2 separate regions of the Homo sapiens genome follow, and region 1 is linked to region 2. The links are chromatin loops, found by intact Hi-C in ENCODE. Cell type or tissue: A673. All regions are shown on one strand. Each heading gives the region's core, and the rest is flanking DNA. Links, peaks and the distances in the headings are about the cores only.

The links. Hi-C counts contacts between places; a loop is a spot of excess contacts. Peaks named below come from ENCODE experiments on the same cell type or tissue, not always from the same donor. Only the 100,000 strongest peaks of a DNase experiment are listed, where the experiment ranks them.
Region 1: it touches region 2 in a loop (2.4-fold over the local background); 2 of 110 quality-filtered maps call a loop at or near these places.

What each region holds. Positions count from the first base shown.
Region 1 is chr1:184,374,548-184,382,886 of GRCh38, forward strand. No RefSeq gene overlaps it. Among named protein-coding and RNA genes, the nearest start is that of C1orf21-DT, 8.0 kb to the right of the region's middle. RefSeq lists an enhancer at 6,823-7,539. In A673, for the core only: a CTCF peak has its summit at 4,986 (motif pointing right); no DNase peak of the experiment used is centred there.
Region 2 is chr1:184,148,421-184,156,759 of GRCh38, forward strand. LOC124904466 (a long non-coding RNA gene) reads right to left here and starts at 5,296. Exons shown (of 2, transcript XR_007066765.1): 1 at 4,621-5,296; 2 at 1,934-4,086. In A673, for the core only: no CTCF peak of the experiment used is centred there; DNase peaks (open chromatin) are centred at 2,571, 3,701 and 4,311; H3K4me3 peaks cover 1,877 bases; H3K27ac peaks cover 6,315 bases.

The DNA of each region.
Region 1 (8,339 bases), core at 313-8,312, 230 kb after region 2:
TGCTGAGGCAGGAGAGTCTCTTGGATTCTAGGCTGCAGTAAGCTGTCATCTCACCACCGCACTCCAGCCTGGGTAACAGAGCAAGACACTGTCAAAAAAAAAAAACAACCTTCTTAACATATATTATTATACATCTCTGATTATTTTCTCATGGTAAATTCTTAGAAGGCTAATAATTGCTAGGACAAAGGATGTACAACTTCTAATTTTGAACATAGTGATAAATTACTTTATCAGTGGGGTAAGAGTGCCTCTTTTTCTAAACCTTCCACAACTCTAGAGAACTACTTTAAAAAAATCTTTGTCAATTGAATAGACAGAAAATGGCCTCATATTTTCAGTGTATTTCCTTTTATTACTAGTAACATTGAACTTTTCATTTATTTTATTAATAATTTATATTTCCTCTTTTGTAAATTATTTCTTCATATCCTTGATTGACCAGTTTTCTATTGAATTGCTGTTTTTTTCTGGACTTATAGGACTCTTTCTGTTTGTTTGTTTTGAGACAGAGTCTCACTCTGTCACCCAGGCTGGAGTGCAGTGGCGTGATCTCAGCCCATCGCAACTTCTGCCTCTAGGGCTCAAGTGATTCTTGTGCCTCAGCTACCACAGTAGCTGGGACTACAGGTGTGCACCACCATGCCCAGCTACTTTTTCTATTTTTAGTAGAGACAGGGTTTCACCATGTTGCCCAGGCTGCTCTCGAACTCCTGGCCTCAAGATATCCTCTCACCTCAGCCTCCCAAAGTGCTGGGATTACAGGCGTGAGCCACTACGCCCGGCCTAGGACTCTTTACATATTAAGTGAACTAATCATTTATCTATCAAATATATTACGAATGTCAGTCCAGTGGGTCATTTATTTTCCATTTTTGTTTATTATGTTTTTCTGACATATAATTGTTTTATGTATGCAAAACTAGCAATCTTTTCATTTATGGTTTCTGCTTAGGTAAGCCTTGCCTATTTCAAGATTATATACAAATTTCCTTATGTTTTTTCTTCTACTGAAAGGAAAACAAAAGTGGATTTACTTTTCATATTCAATATGTTATCCATCTGGAATTTATTTTTATATATTAGTGAAGGTAGGCAGCTAATTTTCTTATTTTACAAAATATTGCCAGTTGTTCCCAACACTATGGCATAATCTATCCTTTCCTATTTATTTGAATTTTCATCTTGCACAAGGATAATGTTTTAAAAATTGCTGTGGGTTTTAAAAATCCTTTTGTTATTCATTTCCAGTTTTATTGCAATGTAATCAGAGAACATGGCCTAGATATTTGTCTACTTTGGAAAATATATGGACATTGCTCTTTTGCTAAGTATAGTGGGTCTCAGTCACGGTGAACTGTTATGTTATGTGGTATGTTGCAAAGTAAAGTTTGACTATTTTAAAATATTTAAACTTGTGAATGGTGTACATTTTTATAAATTAGGATTTTGGCTTTTTTTTTTTTTTTTTTTGTCTGAGACAGAGTTTCACTCTTGTTGTCCAGACTGGAGTGCGATGGCACAATCTCGGTTCACTCAACCTACACCTCTGGGGTTAAGCGATTCTCCTGCCTCAGCCTCCCAAGTAACTGGGATTACAGGCATGCACCATGAGGCCTGGCTAATTTTTGTATTTTTGGTAGAGACTGGGTTTCACCACGTTAGGCAGGCTGGTCTCAAACTCCTAACCTTAGGTGACCCACTTGCCTCGACCTCCCAAAGTGCTGGGATTACAGGTGTGAGCCACTGCACCCAGCCAAATTAGGGTATTTTTGATGTCTCCCCAATAATAATATAATCCTTACTCACCAGCATTACAGTTCTTTCTAGTGGGACAGACTGGTGGGAGCTGTATGGAATCACAGCATGGAGTAACAGAAGTGCTGGGTGGTGGCTGCCAAGGTTCCTATGCGTTGGTGTCCATGAGGCCTGGCCATTGTGGTTTCTGTTTTTGAATTTCAAGAAGGACCCTGCTTCCCGTGATGCTGCAGAGAGTAATTACGGTAATTCTTTCTGGTCCCTCTGACTCAAGCCAGTATGATTAAGCCTCTATTCCTCACAATTAAAAAAAAAAAGCCTAATTGAAACACCATGTACATTCTTTAGGGCTGAAAGAGGGTCCAGTTCATATCAGATAAGCTCAAACATGGGTCTCTAAGGAGGCAAGCAGCCCTAGCCGACCGGGAGACCTCTACTGAGTAGCAGCTCCAAGGAGATGTTGCATAGCTGGACCAGGCCTTCTCCCCCAGGAGTTCTCCCATGGTGACAGGGCCTGGCACTGCCTTGGGATCTGAATTCTGAGCTTTGCTGTCTGGTACACTTCCAAACGGATTTAGTAAGTACCTATTCCCCCCTCCCTGGTTATAGTAGCTCCAGCCCCTCTAGCCACAGTTACAGGAAGATTCTGCTGCAAACCTCCTTCTCTGGCTCTTTGGGTCTTTCTTTTGCATTTGGTGAATTGAGAGTTTTCCTTCTTTTCTTTCAAATGCATTGCACTTCATTGAAAGAGAGTATCTAATACATATTTTGTGGATTGCTTTGGAATGTGGTAGCACCTCAATTGAGTTTCTAGGATGGTCACAAATGTCCCCCTATTGTTTTAATTCCTTTAAGAGTGGATTTTGAGGGAACATGGGCGAGTTAAGCCTTTGTGTTCCAATTACCATCATGAGTTGAAGATTACTTTTCCTGGTCTAATTCCTTTTTTCTCATTTTAAACTAAAAAGTTTTCAGTTTAAAATAATACCTCTTTATTGAATCTGCCCAAGTAATTAAGGGAAGAAAAGTACAATGAATAGGCATCAGTTGGTAGAAATACTAGGACATTTTTAATAGCTGAAATGAAACATATTAAATATAATTACAGCCTGAGCAACATAACAAGACCCCCATCTCTACAAAAATATTTTTAAAAAACTTAGTTGGCTGTGGTGGCATGCGCCTGTAGTTCTAGCTACTCAGGAGGCTGAAGTGGAAGGATTGCTTAAGCCCAGGAGTTTGAGGCTGCAATGAGCCATGATTGCACCACTGCACCCCAGCCTGGGCAACAGAGTGAGACCCCGACTCAAAAAAAAAAAACCAACCAAACAAACAAACAAACAATAAAAACATACAACGGATAATCTCAGAATGGTATGCAACATATTCTTTGAATTTTGCTCAATTTTTTTCTTTGTACCTTCTTTATTCTCTCTCTTCTCCCTTGTAGTCATTTCATGTCAGGATACCTAATGGGTGATATTAGGAGTAAATAACTCATTCAATAAACACATTTGGAGCCCCACAATTTGTAAAACTTTGAGCAAAGAATTGTAGGACATGCAAAGGGTAACTGAGTACTGGCTGTAGCAACTGCCATCGTAAAATTGTAAACTTCCACAGGACAGCACATTAAAAAAATGCTCAACATGATTCGTTATTAGGGAAATGTATTTGAAAACTATAAAGAGCTACCATTTCACATCCACTAGGATAGCTGGAATAAAAAAGTCAGGCCAGGCACAGAGGCTCACGCCTGTAATCCCAGCACTTTGGGAGGCCGAGGCGGGCAGATCACCTGAGGTCGGTGGTTCGGGACCAGCCTGGCCAACATGGTGAAACTCCATCTCTACTAAAAATACAAAAATTAGCCTGGCAGGGTGGCATGCCCTATAGTCCCAGCTACTCGGGAGGCTGAGAATTGCCTGAACCTGGGAGGCAGAAGTTGTAGTGAGCGAAGATCATGCCACTGCACTCCAGCCTGGGTGACAGAGTGAAACTCGGTCTCAAAAAAAAAAAAAAAAAAAGTCAGGCAATAAAATTGTGAGGATGCAGAGAAATGGGAGCTATTCTATGCTTTGGAGTGATAGGAATGTCCCAAAATTAGATGGTGGTGATGGTTGCACAGTCATGTAAGTATATTAAACACCACTGAATTGTGTAATTTACAAAATACATATCTGCTGTGTATTAGTCAGAATTATAATGAATAAACCAAATTTCTGAGGTTTTCAAAAAACCTCGAAACTTTAACAAGAGATGAAGAGGGGAAGAGCTCCATTCTAACAAGGGAAATTTTGGAAAGCTTCTCAGAACAAACAGCATTTAAGCCAGATCTCAAGGAACAAGGGTTAACATGATAGCCATTTACAAAACACCTGTATCTGTTCTGTAAGTGTGCAGAGTACCAGGTCTTTATTTCAAATTCTCCGTCTACATAATATGTTCTCTTTGTTGCAGATGAAGACCATCAGAGAGGTCAAGGTGGCTTGCCCATGGCCAGAGAGCTAATGAGTGTCAGGGAAAGAGTGAGATTGGCTGAGAGGCAGCTCCTGAATTGTGTAGGGGTTTGAGTAGTCTACGCAGAGGGAAGGATAAGTGCAAGGGTGAAGGGGTAGAAAACAGCAGAATATGGATGGGAACCAGCAAGGCAGCCAGGTGATTGGGCTATTTGTCCAGTTAGTGTTTGGAACCAGGGATCTGTCTGAAAAAGTAGGCAGGAGCCAATTTATGGAAGGTTTTGCATGCATGATGGAAAAGTTTAGGCTTCATTTTAAACTCTTCCAGGAGCTGGGACTTTTAAGCTGGAACAGATCTATGCTTTAGAGACAGGGCTTTAGCAGCAAGGATGATGCACAACCACAGAGCCTAATGTCAAGACAACTGGTTAAGAATCCAGGATAGAGAGACTGAGGTCTGGGCTAGGGTTGCAGAGCTAAACAAGGAGGAAAGGAGGAAGCTGATAAAACCATCATTTCAAATTGGTGCAAGCATTTTAAGTGTTTACATTCCTTTCCATTAACATTTGGCACTGCGAATAAGGTGAAATGACGTTCTTCATCAACAGCGTTATTTTGGACCAAGGACTGATTTAATTAAACTGAGTGCTGATGCATGGAAATACTATCCTGTCCTAAACCTTCTAGCCCTCTTTGCTCTGTTATAGGCTCCTACCTCATGAGGTTAATAGTCTTCTGGCTAGGAGAAGCGAGGGGGAGCTTCTGTTAGCCAGTAGGTGGCATGGTCTGAGAACGTTAATCCCCTTTTCCTTGTCCTGGCCCCTCACATGTCATAAAGACTACACCCACGCAGGAGAAGGTGAAAAGTATACTGCAGATATCTATCATTCAGCAGATTCCAGGAGATAAATTGTTCACTTCTATACCCAGAGTCACAAAGGTTTAGAGGCCACCATCAGTTTGGGGTAGTGGTTTAGTACCAGGCTTAAGAGCAAATCCCAGCTCTGCCACTTATAGCTGGGCACCCTTGGCTTTGCTCTACTTACTTAACCTTGCTGTTCCTTGGATTTCATATCTGGAAAATAGAGATAATAATAATAACATCTTCATAGCACTGTTGGGAGGCTTAAATCAGTTTAAACAGGCAGTAAAGATTAGAAAACTGCTTAATACACTAATGTCCAAAAACTATTTGAAATTCTTCTTTTGGGGCTTTCCAATCCCTTCCTTTCTCCTTTTTATAATACAATCTTGAAATAATAGTTTGCTTATATCTCTATGGTAGCAATATTTTCCATTCACTCTTAAGATAACTTGATTCTCAACAATTGCATCTGAAATCAGACCATAGTATCAGAACCAGTATAGCTTTTGAAAACTAGTGTAATCCATGCTAAAGACTTACTAGCTGCTTTAAGGGTTCTTGCTTCATTATGATGAAGAAAACTGCAACTTTACTCCCTGTGTTTATCTATCTATCTATTTATCTATTTATTTATTATTTGAGATGGAGTCTCACTCTGTTGCCCGGGCTCTAATGCAGTGGCTCGAACATGGCTCACTGTAGTCTTGACCTCCAAGGCTCAAACAATCCTCCAACTCAGCCTCCCAAGTAGCTAGGACTACAGGTAGGTGCATGCCACCACACCTGGCTAATTTTTAAATTTTTTATAGAGATGAAGTCTCCCTATATTGCTCAGGCTGATCTTAAACTCCTGAGCTCAAGCAATCCATCCACCTCAGCCTCCCAAAGTGCTGAGATTACAGGCGTGAGCCACCACACCCAGCCTGTGTTTATCTTTTCAATACTGTTTCACTTTCTGAAAAGGATGGGGGAAGGAGAGGACATTTTCAAAGAGGTAAAGCTGAGAAAGAGATGAAAAATAATGTGGTTTTGTTTTTTTGTTTCTTCTCACTCTCTATTTCCTTTTAGCCACATCCTTCTTGCTGTGTCATGGTTGCTGAAATTTCTGGATGTCAATATTTGCTTTCTATCTCCACTAAGAGGAATGCACATAGTAACTTAATTGATTGATCCATCAACTTCCAAAGGTATATTGAGCCTGAGCCCTGTGAGAACAACAAGGTCTCCTGTTTTCATAGAGCTTATAGTTGATTGGAGAGACAGGGCCAGTGTGTGAAATAACAATACTATTAGCATGTATAAGCTGGCAGCGGAATAATACTCTAAGCAGGTATCAGTAAGGGCCGGATGACTTGAGCGTCTGGGGATTCATCAGTTATACCCACAGTGGTGGGGCTGTCAAGTAGCCTGGGAGAAAAGAGCTCTACACTGGAATGCTAACTTCAATATCTGGGTGAAACAAAGGCCAGAAAGCAAAAATGGGGGGAAGCCGGCAACCTTGAGAGGCTCTGCTGACCGCTTAATAGTATCTGGATTTACCTTCCCTCTGCCTCATTTTGAGTCTTACTCTGGTGATGGGCTCTTACACTCCTTACTTCAAGGGAAAATGTTCCATGTTCTCATCTTCTATCTACCCAACTCTTGAAAACGACATAAAAGAGAATACAGGCCAGGCGCAGTGGCTCACGCCTGTAATCCCAGCACTGTCGGAGGCTGAGGCAAGAGGATCACAAGGTCAAGAGATCAAGACCTCCTGGCCAACATGGCGAAGCCCCATCTCTACTAAAAATAGAAAAAGGAGCTGGGTATGGTGGCGCATGCCTGTAGTCCCAGCTACTCAGGAGGCTGAGGCAGGAGAATTGCTTGAACCCAAGAGGCACAGGTTGCGGTGAGCCAAGATCGCGCCACTGCACTCCAGCCTGGTGACAGAGACTCCATCTCAAAACAAAACAAAACAAAACAAAACAAAACAAAAAACAAACCAAAAAAACCCCTAAGGAGAAAGCCAAGAAGAAAATAAACAGATAACAGATATAAACAAGAAAGTAAGAGCTATCTAAGGTCTGGAAAAGCTGGTTACTCAGAGTAATTCACACATCATTGAAAGACCAATTAGAACCATTAGCAAGTTGTTAGCACTGACTTTAAACTCTGCTCTGATTTAGCCTGGAACCATCCAGAAGGAGCTGCGTCACCATAAGTGGCACCATTATAAAATAAAAATGCATAGACAGCCCTCCATTCACAGCTGCTTATTGGGTCCTTTACTTGTGTGTGTGCTGTGGTATCCCCAAAGGAAGATTTTAAACACCCCCCACCACACACACACACACACACACACACACACACACACACACACACACACAAAATCAAGCCTGGTGGAGCTAATGTAAAAGATGTGGAAGATCCCTAACAGTGTAAGGCTGTAGAAGATCCTGGATACTTCAAAAGTTCAGAAACTCAGAAGCTGAGATCACTCACTTAGGAGTTAGGGTTTGAGCCTGGTCTTGAAAGACGAGTAAAACTGAGGCAGAAAAACAGAGGAGATTGAAGAGAAAACATACTTCTTAACAGTTAAGGCTGGGTGCAGTGGCTCACGCCTGTAATCCTAGCACTTTGGGAGGCTGAGATGGGCAGATCATGAGGTCAGGATATCAAGACCATCCTGGCTAACATGGTGAAACCCCGTCTCTACTTAAAAAATACAAAAAAATTAGCCTGGCATAGTGGCGGGCGTCTGTAGTCCCAGCTACTCGGGAGGCTGAGGCAGGAGAGTGGTGTGAACCCAGGAGGCGGAGGCTGCAGTGAGCCGAGATCGCGCCACTGCACTCCACCCTGGGCAACAGAGTGAGACTCTGTCTCAAAAATAAATAAATAAATAAATAAATAAATAAATAAATAAATACAGTTAAACACATGGGCTCTGGCATCTGACTAATGAAAATCAACTACTTTACCTTGCACTCATGACTTCACCCCTCCGTGCCTCTGTTTCCACATCTGCATGGGAATGATGATAATATTAGCATCTATCTGAGTGTGTTGTCAGGAAGATGAGTTAGTTTGTATTATGAATTACATGATGCCATGCTTGACATACAGCAGACAACCAGTGTTAGCTGTGATTGCATGGAGCAAATGGAAAGAAAGCACATTTCAGAGTAGTCTTCAGCTTAGGGTCACTTATTTTTGAATGTCTCTGCCAAAGCTACTTTTGAACTTGATTATTCAGAAAAATTAACTTTATGGGAAAACCT
Region 2 (8,339 bases), core at 43-8,042:
TCTGCAACTTGTGGAATAAGTAGGTGAAAAAAGTAGAGAAAAGCAATAGGGGGTCAGGTTTCTGTGAGTCAGGAGGTTCAACTGGGAGAAAGCTGGGGAAACAGAGTCTGTTCTCGATAGTACAGGCTGCTTTGCACTCTTCCAAGATCTTCTGTGATAGCCTCACTTCTGGAATGTTTCCAGGAATCGGCTCATGTAGGCCCTCCTCTGGAAAATGGCAGCATTTCTAATAAGCCTTTCTCCTTCTACACACGGGAAAGAATCCAGCAGCCTTGTCCTAAACCAAGAACATATCTTGCCTGTTAGAGGTCTAGTGGATCCCTAGATTAGACTTACATTATTTTTATTTATTAACAGGTTATTTAAATTTGTACAGTATAAAACCAGGTATTAGCTCATTTTACTTTAGTGTTTATATACAACTAACATATTTATGTTTTAAATACCAAAAAGTCACAAAACCGGTAAAATTGTAATTAATAACATTCATGAAAGGTGACCTAATATTGTTTTTGTAAAATGAAATCTCTACCACATGTAGTGTGGTACTGACTCTCCAAGCCCATGCGCTTTTGAAATTAGCCCGTTCATATTACCGTGTACCTGATGCAAACATCTTCTCTGATCTCTCAATTTCTCTCTATTCAAACGACTTCTAAACCTTCCTTTGTATAAAATGGACCCTGCTGTGCAAACGCATTTTTGTGTTAAGTCCACCTTTTTCATTCCTCACTAGCTTTGAAAATAAATAGCTTTACTTAGCATTAATTTATTACACATTGTGTTATACATGTAAATACATAGAGGCTTAAATCATGCAGTGCCTGGATTATAAATTGGACATTCAGATAACTTAGAATATGTAAACTTGTAAGTACATATATGTTATATTTATATGTATGGATATACAGTTGACCCTTGAACAACTTGGGTGTTACGGGCACCAACCCACATGCAGTGGAAAATCTGCCTATAACTTTTGATTCCCCCAGATCTTAACGACTAATAGACTACTGTTGACCAAAAGCCTTACTGATAACATAAACAGCCAATAAACACATATTTTGTAAGTTGTATATATTATATACTGTATTCTTACAATAAAGTAAGCTAGAGAAAAGAAGATGTTTATAAGAAAATCATAAAGAAGAGAAAATATATTTACTATTCATTGAGTAGAAGTGGATCATCATAAAGGTCTTCATCCTTGTCATCTTCTAACTGAGTAGGCTGAGGAAGAGAAGGAAAGGAGGGGTTGGTCTTGCTGTCTGAGGGGTGGTCGAGGCAGAAGAAAATATATATATAAATAAATCTGCACAGTTCAAATCCATGTGGTTCAAGGGTCAACTGTGTATGCATCTATGTAGATGAGATAATCATCAAAGTCTAGTTTTAAAATGAAAAATTACATCATTCTTTTAGAAAACTCCTGGAACCTTGAGGAACACTGCTTTAGGCATACCCTGGTCTAGAATGCCACCTGTCTATACAGTTCTCCCTCAGTATCTGAAGTGGATCAGCTCCAGGACCCCCACAGATGCCAAATTCCACAGATGCTCAAGTCCCTTACATAAAATGGCATAGTATTTGCATATAACCTACACATATCTTCTTGTATACTTCAAATAATCTCTAGATTACTTATAATCCCTAATAGAATGTAAATGCTATGCAAATAGTTGTTATACTGCATTATTTTTAGTTGTACCTTTTTCTATTGTTGTATTGCTATTTAAATGTTTTCAAATATTTTCCAATTTTCCAAGATTGGCTGAATCTGCACATGTGGAAACAGCACAGGCAAAGGCTGACAGTATGCAGCTTTATTTCTCTTTCTGTCATGCCCATGCATTCAGTCAAAAATTAAAATTATTTCTCTTTACCTCTCCACTTGCATATTCAACCATTATACATAGTTGTTCATCTATTTTAGAACAACCAGCCACATTTATTGCATGCCTATCATACCTACATCTTGATTTCACAAGAACACTGCAAAATAGTATTATTAATATTAATATGTTATGGTTTACATTTTAAAAATGAGAAATCTGGAGATCAGCGTGTTCAGGGGACTTGCCCAAGAACACGCTCATGTCAAAGGCTGGGCTTTGACTCAATTCTGTCTGATCTTAGATCCCATAATTGTGCCCTTTGCTATAGCCCCAAGGTACTGAAAGGTGCATCGCACATAGTGGGTGCTCAATAAACATTTTTTGAATGAATATGAGAACAATGAACTGTTTCCATTCCATCAGTCTGCCTGTACTCCCAGCCTGTTGGCACTGTTTCCTCTCTAGGCATGCAAAGCCTAGGGGAGTACAAACTAAGGTTTGACTCACCCTGGTATCCCACAGCATGCCTGGCCACATAGTAGGTTCTCAAATACTCATTAATTTGAATTGACTTGAACTCCTCCCAAGACCCCGCTTGGAAACTTTTTTGAAGGTTAATTTAGAATGAGAAAAGAGAACTTGAGGAAGAGAGTGTGCTAGTGATGATACAAGCCCCCAGCTAGCCTTGGTAACTGGAATGGGAAGCATTGGCCACCTCCTCCTGAGACTGGGCTCCAAGCCCTGCTTGGTAATGCAGGCAAAAGCATGTGATTCAGACAGCAGCAAAGCCACAGAACGGCACGCCAAGTTCAAAGTCATTGAAGCAAGTAGTGTAAGTGACAAAATTTAAAAGACAGAGACCTCTGTAGAAGAAGCCAGGGTACCCAGAATTGACAGCATTGAAAGCTGGGCTTAGGTGGAAATGACAAGAATCTCTGCCCTACCCCTAGCAGGAGGTCCTCGGTGAGTAGCTTATAAAATGCCCTTCTAAGTCCCTAAAGGAGCCCACTGCTGGATCAGCCAAGGCTGGGAAGGTCCTCGTGATCATGATTGAGGTTCTCACAGTCTTCCTGCCAAGGCTGCTCTTCGGGGCAGACAAAATGTACCGGGAGCTCCGCGGGTCATTTGTGTTTACATTTTTTCCCTCTTTACTGCTCTTGATGTTCACTCTTCCAAAATTATCAAGCTCTCACTCTAGCCTAGTTCAACAGAAACATTTCTCTACTTCCAGACTGTTTAGAGCTTCCTCTCCAGCCAGCAAAAGGCCCAGCCCATTACTGGTGCACAGGGGCACTGACCAGCAGCAGCTTGGCTTGTCCTGTTTGACGGGGCTTGGCCTCATTGCCCTTCTGAAGGAGGCCCAAATGCCCATGTCTATTCCATCCCCAGATGCCAGCGAAATTGCAAGGTGTTTTCAGTGACAGGGCACCTTGCAAAAGTGGGAGCATCTTTGCATACATCACCTGAAATGGGGTCAAGGAAGAAAAGATTCATGCAAGACCCATCAGGGACAGACACTGGTACCCAGTGGATATCAGCTCATAGCAATTCTGTGTGCACTTTGCAGATCAGGAAACTGAGGTTCTCCTGAGACACAGAGTTGAAAATCAGGGGGTCAGTTCCCCAAGGTCCCAGCTTCCTCATCCTTTACACTCAAATACATTGCAAGGGCATCTCTCTCACTGACCCCACCTCTCAGAAGGGAATTTGTTCTCTCCTTTTTCCTCCTCCCTCAACCACTGATTCAGGAAGAAACTAATAAACTCATGATTTGTAAAGTTTTGTTCCTCAGCTCTTCTCAGATACGCTTCAGTTGAAAACACAGTGTTCATTCATTCCAGATTTCCCAAGACACTTCCAATTTCATGCAATGTTATAATTGTAATAAATTCATTTACTTCAATTTGTGACGAAGTATAATTTCATTTCATATCATTTTAAGGTATTGCATGTACACAAATTCAGAAACTGGAAAGAATATGTTTTGTTAAATGCCATGCCCTGATTTTTGAATTGGAAAATATAAAATGTGTTCCATCTCTGCTGTGCATGCACATAGCATAACATGATCACAGGAAATTCTTCACCTTAGTTCTTCTTTGGTCTGGCTTTTTTTTTTTTTTTTTTTTGAGAGGAGGTTCTCTGTTCCAGGCATAGGGAGAACTGTTGTATATCCCTCATTGCAGGCACAGCCCCGGAATCTTCCAGCCCTTTCGCCAAACAGATTCTTCACCATGTGGTCTCAGTTTCCCTGCCCGAAAAAGTCAAGATATGTTTCTCAATCTTGTAGCAACAGCTGCTCCCACCCCAAGGATTCCCCTACTCAAACCCGAGTGAAGAATGAAGCTGGTTTCTGTTTTAGGAACCAAACAAAGTCCTGCCCCTCCTCAGGGGCCCCCCTTTGGACTGGCTCCCTTCCCTCTGTTTGGATAGCCCACTCTTTCCAAACCACTGAGTCATTTCCTCTCCGGGACTTTCTCATTAAAATCTTCCTGTTTGCTATAGTTCTGGAGCCCCTCTCTGAGTTACCGTTTCCTTCCTCATCCCCACTGAGCTGATTAATTAATAGCCCAGCACCGCCCTGCAATCTCTCCCACTGCGGCGTTCCTTCCCACTCTCATGTCGGCTGGAATCTCTACACTTCGTACACATTTGTACAAAGCCTCGGAGTTCCTAAAGCTGTGAGGGGAATGGAGGATACCACTCCTCTCCGGCAAGGTATTGCTTGAAAGATAAATTGGGAAGATGAGTGCCTAGAAACGGGCAGCAGAGAAAAAAAACCTACCAACAGCTTGTCCCAGAGCCGCCAGGCACAGCAAGTGCAGCAGTTGGGATACAGGCTCTAATTAATGCGCTAGGAGCTGCTCGACCCTGAGCAGCCCCTTCCTCTCCCAGAAGACAGCTGCGGTCTCCTCGAAGCCCCGGTTTGGAGGGTTGTGTGCACATCTGAGACCTGCTGACCCTGACAACAGGCAACAGATTGCAGCACCAAGGCAGAACTCCATGGGACAGAAAGACAGAAGACACCGGGGCTCTTTCGTTCAGTGACGGCGTGAAGAGGACTGTCACAGTCAACATGGCACCTTCATTCTTCTATTGGGCTTTTTTTTTTTTTTGGCGGGGTCGGGGAGGCAGTTCTCTGTTCCCGGCACACAGAGAACTGTTGTATCTTTCTCATTGCAGGCACAGCTCCAGAATATTCCAGCCCCTTCTCTAAATAGATTCTTGATCAAATGAAACATCCTGGGCTGAACTGAGGGCAGTGCCATTTTTGCCCAGTGGGTATTTGGTAAATGTTCATGGAAGCAAGTCAAACTGAAGTTCAAAAAGTACATGATTTGCATTCGTTGAAGTACAAAAAAAGGTACATAACAATAGAGATGGACTGCAAACTCATCCACTGACTCAACACCTTCCATTATCTATTCATGTTATCCCATTGCTTCTCATTGTGAAAAGCCCCCGGGAGATAGTTTGGGGGTGACGGGTCATTGGCTGTCCCTTAAATCCCATCATGTTGGCAATCCCCTTCCCCAGTAACGTATGAGGTTCACATGATCTCAGAGCTGCACGTATGGCTCTACAGTAATCCCCATAGCAGCACATTCCACTTGGAAAAGTTGCTTTCAAAGTGTACTTATAATTGCTAATCATCACTGTAGTCTGGCAGCTTCCATGGAAGCGTGACTGGCATGTTCTGGGGCTGGCCCCTTGCCCTCTGATTCACAGGACACCTGTCTCAGTCCTCCCCAAACCCCATCCTGCTTCCTCTGCTCTCCACCTCATTCCCACCTCTGCACAAGCCTGGATCCTGTGGCACAAGTGATCCTTCCTTCTCCTCCTAGATTTCCAAATCTCTCCATTCCCTGGGACTTACTGCAAATTGCTAAACTCTTCTCCATTTCCAAATAACTTGTTCCTCCTCGTGCTTCCCAGGGTCCTCCTTTTCATTTCCTCCCAGGGGGTACCACTCATAGCATATCCTGGTAGTGATCCAGGGGTTTTCATTCACAAAGAATACAACCTGAATGGCGACGGCTCTCCTTGTGAAAAGATGGGCACACCTGCCCCCTCCACAACAACCTGTGTCTCTCCTTCCCTCCATTACCAACTTCTTACAAGAGCAGCCTGTAGTTCCTCACCCCTCCCTGGGTAAAAGTCTTCATGCATTTCCCACTGTGAGGTCAGAGGCCTAGTGTTAATTAACCCTCATCCTGCCTACCTGTCTGCAGCGTTTGGGACCTGATCATTCCTGTTTCTGGGAACACTCTCCTCCTCTGGCTTTCCTGCTTCTTCTGTTCCCTCATGGCTCCTCCTCAGTCTCTGACCAGCTCTCCTTCCAGTCTTCTCTCTGAAATCTTGATGTTGCTAAAAGCTGTTTCCTCAGCCACCTTCTTGTTTTTCACATGCTCTTCCCTGGGCAACGTCATTTACTCCCTTGGCTTTGATTAAACTTACACACTTAAACTGATAACCTTTCTGCTTACTAAATTAAAAACCTCTTATAATTACAAAGCAGCCCATGTATAGATAAACAAAAATAAGAAAATAAAAATACACTATTCCCACCATCCAGAGCATACCACTGTTAATATCCTATTGTACATCCTTCCAAAATTTTTAGGCATGCATATATATGCAGACATATCTTTTTTTTACAAACTGAGAAAAATACCGTTTTATGAATTGTTACATACTGTTTTTATAAAACTTTCCATGTCAATATATGTCACTATATTTTACCTAATATCCAGTCTATATCTGATGATCTAAATCATTCCCGAAACGTCTTTTGTAGTTCGTTTGTCCAATCAGGAACCAATTCAGGCCTACACATTGCATGGATATTTCTTAAGCCCTTTTCCAAGCATAAACATGACATTAGGCTTGTTAAATGAATTTGGCCATTTAGCCTAAGGAACAACCCATTTTCTGGATTTGACAAGCTGCTTTCTTGTGGGTTCATTTAGCTTGTTTCTCTGACCTTCTTATTTCTTATAAACTGAAAGTCAAATGTGGCCAGGCGTGGTGGCTCTTGCCTGTAATCCCAGCACTTTAGGGAGCTGAGGCAGGAGGATCACTTGAGCCCAGGAGATCGAGACCAGCCTGGTCAATATAGTGAGACCTCATCTCTTAAACAACAAAACAAAAGAGAAAGTAAAAGGCAAAAGCATGGTGGATTCAATTTAAACCTTGTTAGCTAGATTATATCATAGGAGATATGTACTTCTTATTGTATTTTGTCATGATATATATATTTTCTGGTTCGCCCACTGTTAGAGATTCTAGTAGTGACCAGTGAATTAAGGCAAACAACAATTTTCTTCTTCCAAGAAACATTATGTTTTCCCTCCTGTGACTACAAGGTAATCTGTGTGGTGTTATCTGGGCAATGCACAAATGTTCAGTTCCCCCTCAACAATGTGCTAATGCTTTAATACCAGTTTATACTTGTTGCTGAAGTCAATACTTTTAATAAGGCATTTGTAACCACCCACTGGGTTCATTTTTCATGGTGCCCAGATAGAGCCAATTTATCAAGATAGGGGAATTGCAATAGAAAAAGAGTTAAATACACTTCAAGCTTGCTAAATGGAAGACTGCAGTTTTATTATTACTCAAATCAGCCAGCCCAAAAATTCAGAGGCTAGAGGTTTTTAAAGATATTTTGGTGAACAAGGGGCTAGGGAATGGGGAATGCTGGTTGGTTGGGTTGAGGATGAAATTATAGGGAGTTGAAGCTGTCTTCTTGCACTGAGTCAATTCCTGGGTAGAGGCCACAGGACCAGATCTGCCAGTTTACCAGTCTGGGTGGTGCCAGCTTATCCATCAGAATTCAGGGTCTGAAAAATATCTCAAGCACCAATCTTAGGTTCTACAATATTATCTATAGGATACAACATTATCTATAGGAGAGCAACTGGGGAGGTTAGGAATCTTGTGGCCTCTGGCTGCATGGCTTCTAAACCATAATTTCTAATCTTGTGATTAATTTGTTAGTCCCACAAAGGCTGTCTTGTCCCCAGGCAAGAAGGAGGTTTGTTTTGGGAAAGGGCTGTTGTCATCTTTTTAGTTTTAATAGTTCTAAACTATAAACTAAATGCCTCCCAAAGTTAGTTTTGCCTATGCCCAGGAATGAACAAGGGCAGCTTGAAGGTTAAAGGCAAGATGGAGTTGGTTAGGTCCCTTTCAATGTCATCAATTTCTCACTGTTAGAATTTTTCCAAAGGTGGTTTCAGTTTAGAGCAATTTTCAGCCAGAGTTTCTGGTTTAAGAATATTTTTATAAAAGAGCTATTTACTCAGGTATGGGCAGGGCTAAGGCAACCATCTAGGGATCATGAAGTTCCCAGGGGCTAGTGTCAGTGGGCGGCTATCGCCAGCCCTCATCTGAGGGGGCAGGAGAAAGGAATGTTCCTCCTGGTGCCTGGGGCTAGCTACAACCCTGGGACAGGAGCTGCCCAACAGAAGCTGTGGCTGTTAACAGAGGAATTCAGTTATAACC